Linked DNA regions of Homo sapiens: region 2 is linked to region 1. A link is a contact called in ENCODE Hi-C or POLR2A ChIA-PET data. All regions are on one chromosome and are shown on one strand. The core of a region is the stretch at or near the end of the contact, and the rest is flanking DNA. Distances in the headings are between cores, read along the strand shown. Region 1 has its middle 5.6 kb from the start of LINC01848. Region 2 has its middle 39 kb from the start of LINC01848.

Region 1 (4,858 bases), core at 966-3,465:
TTATTTAATATTTAAAATTAAATAATATTACTAACACATACGATTGTTATATGTAATAAATCATATAATAAGACAAATTACGTTACATGCTTAGGGCAGTACTTTAGCACTTTATAAATGGTAGCATACATATGTATGTATCTCTCTTTATACATATTGTTTACATAAATGAATTATGCTACACATATTGAGCCATAACTCTCATTTAACAAAATATCTTAAGCCATATTTACATGTCTATATGTAAGACTCTACCAATTGCTGCATAATACTCCACATTGTGAATATAAAATAATTTTAATTAAACATAATTAATTAATATTTAAGTTGTTTATGGTTTTAATCTCAATAGAAGCATTGGCAAACTGTCAACAAATGAAGAGATAAGAAATATTTTAGGCTCTGCAGTCCATTCAGTCTCTGTTGCAGTTACTCAAGTCTATTGTTGTAGCATAAAAACAGCCAGAAACAATACATAAACAAATGAGTATGGCTCTGCTCCAATATTTTCTATTTCCAAAACAGGCAGTGGGCTTGATATGGCAATGGGCTGTAGAGTTTGCCAATCCCCAATATAATGTTCTGATTGATACTGCAGTGCTTACATTTTTTTTTTTTACTTCTCCTGTTACTTGCTTTTAAATCGTACACACACACACATACAAACAATGTCTTAGTCTGTTCAGGCTGTGATAGCAAAAGACCAAAGACTGGGTGGCTTAACCAACAGGAATGTATTTCTCACAGTTTGGGAGGCTGAAAGTCTAAGATCAAGGTGCCTACCGATTTGGTGAGTACTCTCTTCCTAGATTGCAGATGGGACTTCTGGGTATGTCCTCACATGGCAGAGAAAGATAGAATGGAGGGAGAGGGAGAAAAAGAAAAAAAAAAATCTGGTGTCTCTTCCTATAAGAGCAATAATTTCATCATGCAAGCCCCAACTCTCATGACCTCATCTCTCCTTAATTACCTTCCAACGATGCGTGTCCAAATACCATCGCATTGAGGGTTAGGACTTCAATACATTAATTTGCTGTGGGGTGGAACACAAACATTCAGTCCATAACACTTTGAATAGAGAAACCAATTTTTAAATTGTAAGTCTTGATAGGCATTATACGATTTTCTACAATTTACACTCCTACAAAGAATGAGAGAAAGCCCAGGTTCCTACCTCTCATCACCTGCAGTTTCTATTGTAACTCATTTGATTCTTTAGTAATCTGATAGGTAAAACATTACATGTCATTTTGATTTGAATATCTTTGTTCACAAGGGTAAAATCTTTTCCTGTGTTTATTGGTGAACTATTATTTCTTCATTTGGGAATTTTCAGTACATATCTTTTTTCAACTTTTCTAGGTTAATATTTTTCTCATTGATTTCTGTCAGTTGTTTAGAGATGCTAACTCTTGCCTATCAAGACTTATCCACATCACACTTTCCCATTGCATCCAGCTTGACCTTTATAATACTCATTATACTCAAAAGTACTTGGTTAATGCAGGCTAGATAGCAAGGTCCATGAGGTCATGATGACTGCTTGTCTTATTCAGGGCTTAATGCCTAACACTGACCGCGGTGTCTGGTGCATATCTGGTGCTCCAAAACTGTTTGCTGAATATAATTAATAAATAGCATATATTTTGCAAATATTTACCACTGTATATTGTTTTGTTTTTCTGTTGACTTTATTATAGCATCTTTGACCACATCATTTTTAATTTTTATAACCAAATTTGTCTATTTTTCTTTGCAGCTCTTAAGTTCATTTTATGCATAGAAAGGCCTTCTCCACTCCCAAGTCATTAAAACACATTTCCTGTATTTTTTCTATTATGTATATATATATTTGCAATTAAATATCTAATCTATAAATTTTTTTCTATCTGTTTAAGGTACATAAACAATTTAATTTTTTCCATATGAAGACTATACTATTTATTGAGTGAGCTACCTCTTTACCACCAATGTGCAATGCAATCTTTATTATATTCTAGGCAGAATAGATGTATAATATACGTGTGTTTCAGCGTGTGGTAGGGTGTATCTCTATTTTTCCTGTTTAAAACTTTTTTCCCCCTATTCTCATGCAAGGACATTTCCAGGTAAATGTGGTTTCAATTTGTCAACTCTCTGTTGAATCAGTCAGTCATTCCCCACAGAGTGAGTAAGCCAGTTAAGCAGGACACTGGATGAGGAAAAATTATCTTTCAATCTGGCTTTGTTCGTTAGCTTTAAGTTGCACAGCTTAAAAAGATTCATAATCTTACCTGTCTGACCTGCTTCACAGAGTCATTGTGAGATTCGAGAGCGCAAATTGATCTGCGTATTTAAAGTGCCCTACAAATTAAAAGTTTCTGAGAAGTGAAAATTATTCATATTCCCTACTATTGACAAGTATCCAGTTATTTCATCCTGAGAAGATGACTCAAATCAACTGGAACTGGATGAGTAACATTCTGTGGTAAATGGAAGCAAATCAATGAAAACATCTTCCTGTTTTTATTCCAAGCAGGTGGAATAAGTAGTCCCGCCAAATGAATCCAATACTAGAGTGGTTCTTGGCTAGTTCTGTGCCTCTGTCATCCTGGCACACCACCTTGTCTATCAGGAGTCAGCACAGTCCCTCAGCCCTTTATTCTCTGGCAAGATCACAGGGAGGTGGGGAAAGCTCTGATGTGCTTCTCCACAGGGGCCGTGGGATGGGTTGGATGAATGTATTCTGGGTACTAGATTTGTTTCCTGAGGCTGTTGTAACAAATTACCACAAACTGGGTAGTTGAAAAAAAGAGAAACTTATTCTCTCACAGTTCTGGATGCCAGACGTTGCAAATCAAGCTATCAGCCAGGCCACATACCCTCTGGAGAATCTAGGGTAGACTCCTCCCTGGCCTCTTCCAGCTTCTGTAGCTGTCAGCATTCCTTACCTCGCGGCCGCATCACTCCCAGCGCTGCCGCCATGGTCATGTTGCCTCCTCTCTGTGTCTTCTCCTATTCTGCCTCCGATAAGGATGTTTGTCATTGGATTTATGGCCCACCTAGATAATCCAGATGATAGCCTGTCACGGTCTTAACTTAATCACATACGCATAAGGCCCTTTTTCCAAGTAAGGCTGCATTCACAGATTTAATGGATTAGGGCATGGAGATATCTTTTCAGGAGCCACCACTCAAGTCGCTACCTGTGCCCTGTATCCTAAGAGGAAGTAAATGTAAACGGGCTCTGTGCTTGCAGTGCTTTACCAACCTGAGACTCAACAGGACACAGTGGAATTAGCCAAATGGGAGCTCACTCTCAAATGATGGGCTTGAAGTTCTGACATTTTGCTATTCCTAAAATATACACATAACTTCTGTCAGATTCAAACTTGACTGAGGTTGTATTTTAAAAAGATATACATTTAATTACTTCCTCTCTGCTCCCACTCCAAATCTTCATACTCTAAATTGAAGAGTCAAGACAGCATCACCAAACTACACATGCTTCCTGCTTCAAACCACCACGACGCATTGTGGAACAAGGCGAAGGTCCCGTCGCCAGACACCTTAGCAAATCCACCCTATGTGGAAGTCATTGCTCAGGCACTTCTTACCAAGCAGTCATTATATTTTCCTAAGCAGTTCTTTCCCTTAATCTTTCAGGGCAAAGATACACCAGGACTGATTTTTAACCACAGATAGCCAAAAACTAAGATTTCTTGAGATCTAAAAACATTTCTCCTCTTAGTACTTCAATTGAAGAGAATCTCCTCTTCTGCAGGTCCCCACACTGATCTGAAGCCAAAGGCATTTATGAGCTGTGGTTGCTGGTTCCCTGGTCAAAACTCAGCTATTTTCATGTAATCCTTTCAAGATTTTTCAGATTACTCTTAAAATGTGGGCTTTAACCACCCCAGATAAAGTTTCAGGTTCTTTTTTTTCAGGTTTATGTTGTTTCTGGGAAAGGAAACCCCGGCATTTACAAAACCAAAACAAAATCAAAGTAAGTTTTGCATTAAACAGATCATTTTTTTCCCATCCCCAAATATCTATCTACCCAAAGATGCCATAAGCACAACATGGAGAAGTCAGACTTCAAAAGGTTACTGGAAAGAGCTGTAAGCGTTGCCATGGAGAACCAGTTAAAATGCATTTTATTTCATCTGCTAAAATAGTTTTTTGCAACCAGAAAAAGTGTTTAGGAAACCTTCTAATTTGGAAAGTTGGCAGTGTGGCTTTAATCAGTAGACCAGGAAAAAGAGTTCTTAGGAGGTATAGTGACTCCTCAAAGGTCCCACAGCTACTTTTGCAGAATTTGAGACTGAAATCCAGATCACCAGATCCCAATCTGGTGTTCTCTCCATTACTGTTGCATCATTTCCATTCTCTTTTGTAATAAAAATACTCCCTGAAGTGACAGCTTTAGGACTTCCATCTGAAGTGGAAGGATAGTGTTAAGAACCCAACCTCTACAGAGAGACAAGATGGCAGCGACTCTTCTGTAAAGGAACATTAGTAAATATGTTCAGCTTTGCAGGCCACACAGTCTCTATCAAAACTACTCAATCTGCCTTTGCAGCCATAAGGCAGCCACAGATCTACATGCGGATGGCAGTCTTTAATCAAAAACACTTCCAGCCAAACTTCCAATAATTTCCCTTCATGAAACTTCTATGAGAAATGAGATTTCTTGCCTTTGTGCTGTTGGTTTCAAGTCACCCTCCTCTCACACACCCAGTTGGTGATACACTTATCCTTCAGGCTCAGCTCTAATTCTCCTACCTCCTTGCCTTCCCTCCTCATCATTCCAGATGGAAGGAAAGTCTCCTTCCTCTGTACTCCCAGAGGATTTGTCATTTGTGCCACTAATGTGACC
Region 2 (4,858 bases), core at 1,213-3,712, 44 kb before region 1:
TTTGCCGAAGTACACAGCAGGAAGAAGCCTTCAACAAAAGAAATTTCTAGATAACAGATGGGCCCAAATTTCTTCTATCTAGAAATCTATCCTTCTATCTGATGTGATAGGCACTTTAAGGGGTCTCTACCCAACCATAAGACCACACATGCATGCTTCACACATACACATGTGTGAGCATGTACCTGCACACATATGCCTCTCTGAGCTCTAGTACATGTGGGTCCAGGCAGCCATATTAATTGTCTATGTGAACATTTTGTGAGCTTTCTATCCATACCATGCCACCCCAGGACCATAGTCTTGGAATTGTTCTGGACAGCCTGTATACCATTAAGGCATATACTGTGATCAGAAATCAGGCAATCACATCCCTCCCTCAGAACCCTTTTAACCTTCTCTGACTTAATCTAAACTAATCAGATTTTTTTCTGTGAATTTGGAGTTGGCACTGATAGGAACAGCTCTACTGTTTGCCTGAGTTGAGGGCTTTGTAAAATTGCCAGATAAGAGGCAGCCGTCTTCTGCCATGTGCTTGAAGAAATAGCAAAAGTTGGTGTAATAAGAGAAAAATAAAGCAGATACACAGTGACGAGTGGAGAGCAAGAGCCTCAAAAGTCAGAGACAGACACACACATAAAGACAGAGAGACAGAGACAGAGGGAGAGAGAGGAATTGTGTTACTTTCTGAACACTTTAAGATGCTGGTCCCAAACCTAGACATGTCTTCCCCTGGTGTTTCATGAGATAGATAGCCTATTTTCTTAGTGTCAGTCCTCCATTCTGCTTGAATTAGCAGTAAAAGAGCTTTGGGGACAATCCCTAGCCAGGTGAGGGCTAGGCCCATCTAGGCTTCAGGGACAGATTTCCAGCAAAGCCACGCAGCAGTTCTTCCCCACCACTGAGCAAAGGAGCCTTTGTTAGGCTAGGGTGCACCACCTGTGCACTGTCTGCCTGTCCTTTGTCAGAACCAGCCCCTCCTGCTAGCTTTTTAACATCTCTGTCCTTGCCAAAAACATTCAGAGTTGGAAGACAAAGGCATCAAGGATGCAGAAGAGAGGCCCTGGCAAAAGTGAGAGCAAAACCAAGGATTGCTGTGGACAAAGATAGCAAGGACAAGTCACTTCAGTGGGCTGTCATTCACAACCGAAAGCCACAGGCTGGAGTGCCTGTGGTGGCTGGAATACAATGTTCTACCATAAGGAAAATGAGGTGGGTAACTCCTTTCATTTCCACCATAGTGAAGGTCTATTCTTTCCTTCAAAAATATTTAATATACTATTCCAATTGTATTAAAAATGCAATACCAGCCAGATATGGTTGCTCCCACCTGTAATCCCAGCACTTTGGGAGGCCAAGGCAGGAGGATCACTTGAGTCAGAAGTTCAGGACCAGGCTGGGCAACATAGGGAGACTCCATCTCTACCAAAAAAAAAAAAAAAAAGTTGAGTGTGGTGGCACACACCTGTAGTCCCTGCTACCCATGATGCTGAGTCAGAAGGATTGCTTGAATCCAGGAGGCAGAGGCTGCAGTGAGCTGATTGCACCACTGTACTCCAGCCTGAGAGGCAGAGCAAGACCTCATTAAAAAACAAAAAAAATCAAGCAATACCCAACGTGGTCAAGTTCTGTCTCTTCTTGGCTCTAACACACGTCCTAGGTATCTGATCGCAGGATAGAAATCAGTACAGAAAGTATTTCACACCCTGCCCCACCCCCAAACAAAGCCAAAGCAGGTCTGTCTACAGCTTACTCCATGGCACTGCATCATTCTTCACCCCACAGCCTCCCCCCAGCCCCCACACCTTTCCTCCACCGTGCTCCCTGGATAAGCATCCCACTCATGCTTTAGACTGCCCAGAGGGAGTAATTTGGCACCACACGGGACACCTTATTCTTGGAGTGCTAAACAGAAGTTAAGACTCGTGACTCTTCTCAGCTCTAATCACACACTAATTTCTCTGATAAAGCCACTTCAGATTTCTGTTCAGCCCAGACCCTTGGCATCAGGCCTTGGAGCTGTTCTGGGCCAGGCTGCTGGACATACCATGTGATCTGAGCTCAAGCAGTCACCACATACCTCCCCCATCAAACCTTCTAACCTGCTTTGTTTTGATTATTTTAAAATCCTGCCAAACCTATTAGGGCTAATGCTCCGCTGAAAGCAGCCACGACCTCCTGTCAGCACTTGGCACTGCAGGGCCATCCGTGACAAGGGGGGAGCTCACAGTCCTCTCTGTAGGAGGCTAGCACCCTCTGCTTCCAAAGAGGGAGGGAGTGACTGCAGAAAAGGCACCTGCCACCTAAACCTCAGAAGTCAACGGCTCCCCTGCCCCTGCAGCTAAGGCCTCAGTTCTTTGAAGCATATGAGCAGCTGCAGAAGCAATGGTGGCCTCAAAAAGTCCCATCAGCAGCTCTCAGAGTTTGTCTTCAAAACAAAAGTGCACCTGTGTTTTGGCAAGCTTCAAAGGGGTTATGAGTTGTGAGCAAATGCAATGTGGTTGAGTGAGAAGTGCTTTGAGCCTATGACTGCACAGACACACCACAGCATCTGGCACCATGGCTGCTCTGTGACCTTGAGGAATCACTCTCTGGACCTTCGGCATAGAAGAGATTCACACCTGATCAGATTCACCCCTGAGCTTCAGGACCTGGGTTAACAGTTAAAGACCTTCCCAGCTTGTCCTTCCATGCCTCAGGTTTGTACTGCTTTCTTTAGCATCTAATAAACAGTTCCTGTCCCTTCCCCTTTGGTCTTGGCTCCTAGAATGCCCTTCCATCTCCCTACTCAAATCCAGCACATTCTCTAAGACTCAGCTTAAGTTACTTTTTCTTGAAGGCTTTCTTGGCTCCCACAGCCCTCAAGGCTCCTCCTACTATCCCATCAGGCAATTGCACACAATTATGCAGCCATTATAGACTCCTTTATGTTGTTCTCGATTATTATGTCTGTGTTAATATTGCATCCTTCAATATCCTAAACTCCTCAAGGATAGGGTCCAAATCATTTTAGCACACTCCTGGATTGTGTGCTAAGATTAAAAAGAAAAAAATAATAAAATGGCAACATCCCAGGGCATGATTATTCTGCCACCCTTCCCCAGTAGTCACACTCTTAGTCAGGAGAACACAGCACTCTGTCATTTTCTAAAGGTCAGAAAAAGGTGATCGCGGTCAGCCAGTAAAAGTCGGGTGAGCCACGTCCATCTGGGTGTCCCTGCTGTCTATTTCTAAGTAATCCTCTGCTTAGGGGGCAGTCAGTGATGCCAACAGTGGGGGCTTTCAATCCATAATTACAACGTCTTTCCTTCAGCCCAAAATGTGGAACAGCTCCTGATTCCTCCCTTGGCAGCCAAAAGGCTGATCTAGCCCCAACCAACTGCAAGAGGTAATGGCAGGACCACGAACCTCCTGCAGCTGCAGGGATGAGCCATGGGAGGCTGATAACCACGAGAAATGACCACAAGGACTCTATGGGTGTCCTTGGAGGCAAGGACTGGTTGAGAGAAGAGTTGGGGAAAGTAGAAATGAGGCTTTGCAATGAAACTCTGAATAAAGCTAGCTCTATGGGCCTTTGCAGGTAAAAGCCCTAAATGACGGAAAGGTAGCAATCCCCATCCCCAACACTACTCTCCATATCCATGCAGGCACAACCTTCCACATGCCCCAGGAGCCCGGCAGCTTTTGAGGACCCTGCTCACTCTCAGTGGTAGAGGAGGAAGAGAAAGAGAGAAAATCCATTCAAAGCCAGGACCTAGCAGAGTCCAAATAAGAGGATATTTAAAAATAAATAAATAGCTCAATTCACTTTACAAAAGAAGACATAGAGGTGGCCAACTAGCATATGAAAAAATGTTCAACACCACCAATCATTAGAGAAATGCAAATCAAAACCACAATCAGATACCATCTCACACCAGTCAGAATGGCTATTATTAAAAGGTCAAAAAAGAACAGATAGTGGCAAGATTGCAGAGAAAAGGGAATGTCTATACGTTGCTGGTGACAAAGTAATTAGTTCAGCCATTGTGGAAAGCAGTGTGATGATTTCTCAAAGAACTTAAAACAGAATTACCATTTGGCTCAGCAATCCCATTATTGGATATATATCCAAAGGAATATAAATCATTCTACTATAAAGACGCGTGCACATATATGTTTATCACAGCACTATTTACTGTAGCAAAAACATGAAATCAACCTAAATGCCCATCAATGGTAGAATGGGTAAAGTAAATGTGGTACATATGCACCATAGAATACTACACAGCCATAAAAAGAATCAGATTATGTCCTTTGTAGCAACAAGAATGGAGCTGGAGGCCATTATCCTCAGCAAATTAATGCAGGAACAGAAAACCAAATGCCACATGTTCTCACTTATAAGTGAGAGCTAAACACTGAGTACATATGAATGCAAAGAAGAGGACAACAGACACTGGGGCCTACATAAGGGTGGAAGGTGTGAGAATGGAGTGGATCAAAAAACTACCAATTGGATACTATGCTTATTAGCTAGATGATGAAATAATTTGTACCCCAAACCCCCGTGACATGCAATTTACCTGTATGACAAACTTGCACCTGTACCTCTGAACCTACAATAAAAGTTTATTTAACAAGTCAATTTAAAAGGATCTAGAGACTTGGTCATTGGCTAATTTCATTGCACCGGATCCATCACAGACAATAGATATTTGGGCTCAAATGTTTCTAGACTGGAGCACGGGATGAGGGAAATATTGTATCTTTTGTTTTGTCCTAAGGAGGAGAAACAAATTCCCAGGGTGTATTAGTCCATTTTCATACCCCCATAAAGAATTGCCCAAGACTGGGTAATTTATAACGGAAAGAGGTT

What was found. Hi-C counts contacts between places; a loop is a spot of excess contacts on that map. ChIA-PET counts read pairs that join two places held with the same protein, here RNA polymerase II (POLR2A). Pooled maps may share reads with other maps.
Region 2: a loop to region 1 is called in a map of CD8-positive, alpha-beta T cell, with 4 times the contacts of the local background. The contact joins two enhancer-like sites. A Hi-C loop is called at or near these places in 2 of 168 maps with a recorded cell type or tissue (CD8-positive, alpha-beta T cell and naive thymus-derived CD4-positive, alpha-beta T cell) and 4 of 50 pooled maps. POLR2A ChIA-PET finds 5 or more read pairs at or near these places in 7 of 52 experiments (CD4-positive, alpha-beta T cell, CD8-positive, alpha-beta T cell, activated CD4-positive, alpha-beta T cell and 3 more).

What each region holds. Positions count from the first base shown.
Region 1 is chr5:109,875,173-109,880,030 of GRCh38, reverse strand. No RefSeq gene overlaps it. Among named protein-coding and RNA genes, the nearest start is that of LINC01848, 5.6 kb to the left of the region's middle. Within about 2 kb of position 2,215, at least 2 of the 41 ENCODE cell types and tissues checked have a DNase peak (open chromatin) inside an H3K27ac peak, as active enhancers do.
Region 2 is chr5:109,919,480-109,924,337 of GRCh38, reverse strand. No RefSeq gene overlaps it. Among named protein-coding and RNA genes, the nearest start is that of LINC01848, 39 kb to the right of the region's middle. Within about 2 kb of position 2,462, at least 4 of the 41 ENCODE cell types and tissues checked have a DNase peak (open chromatin) inside an H3K27ac peak, as active enhancers do.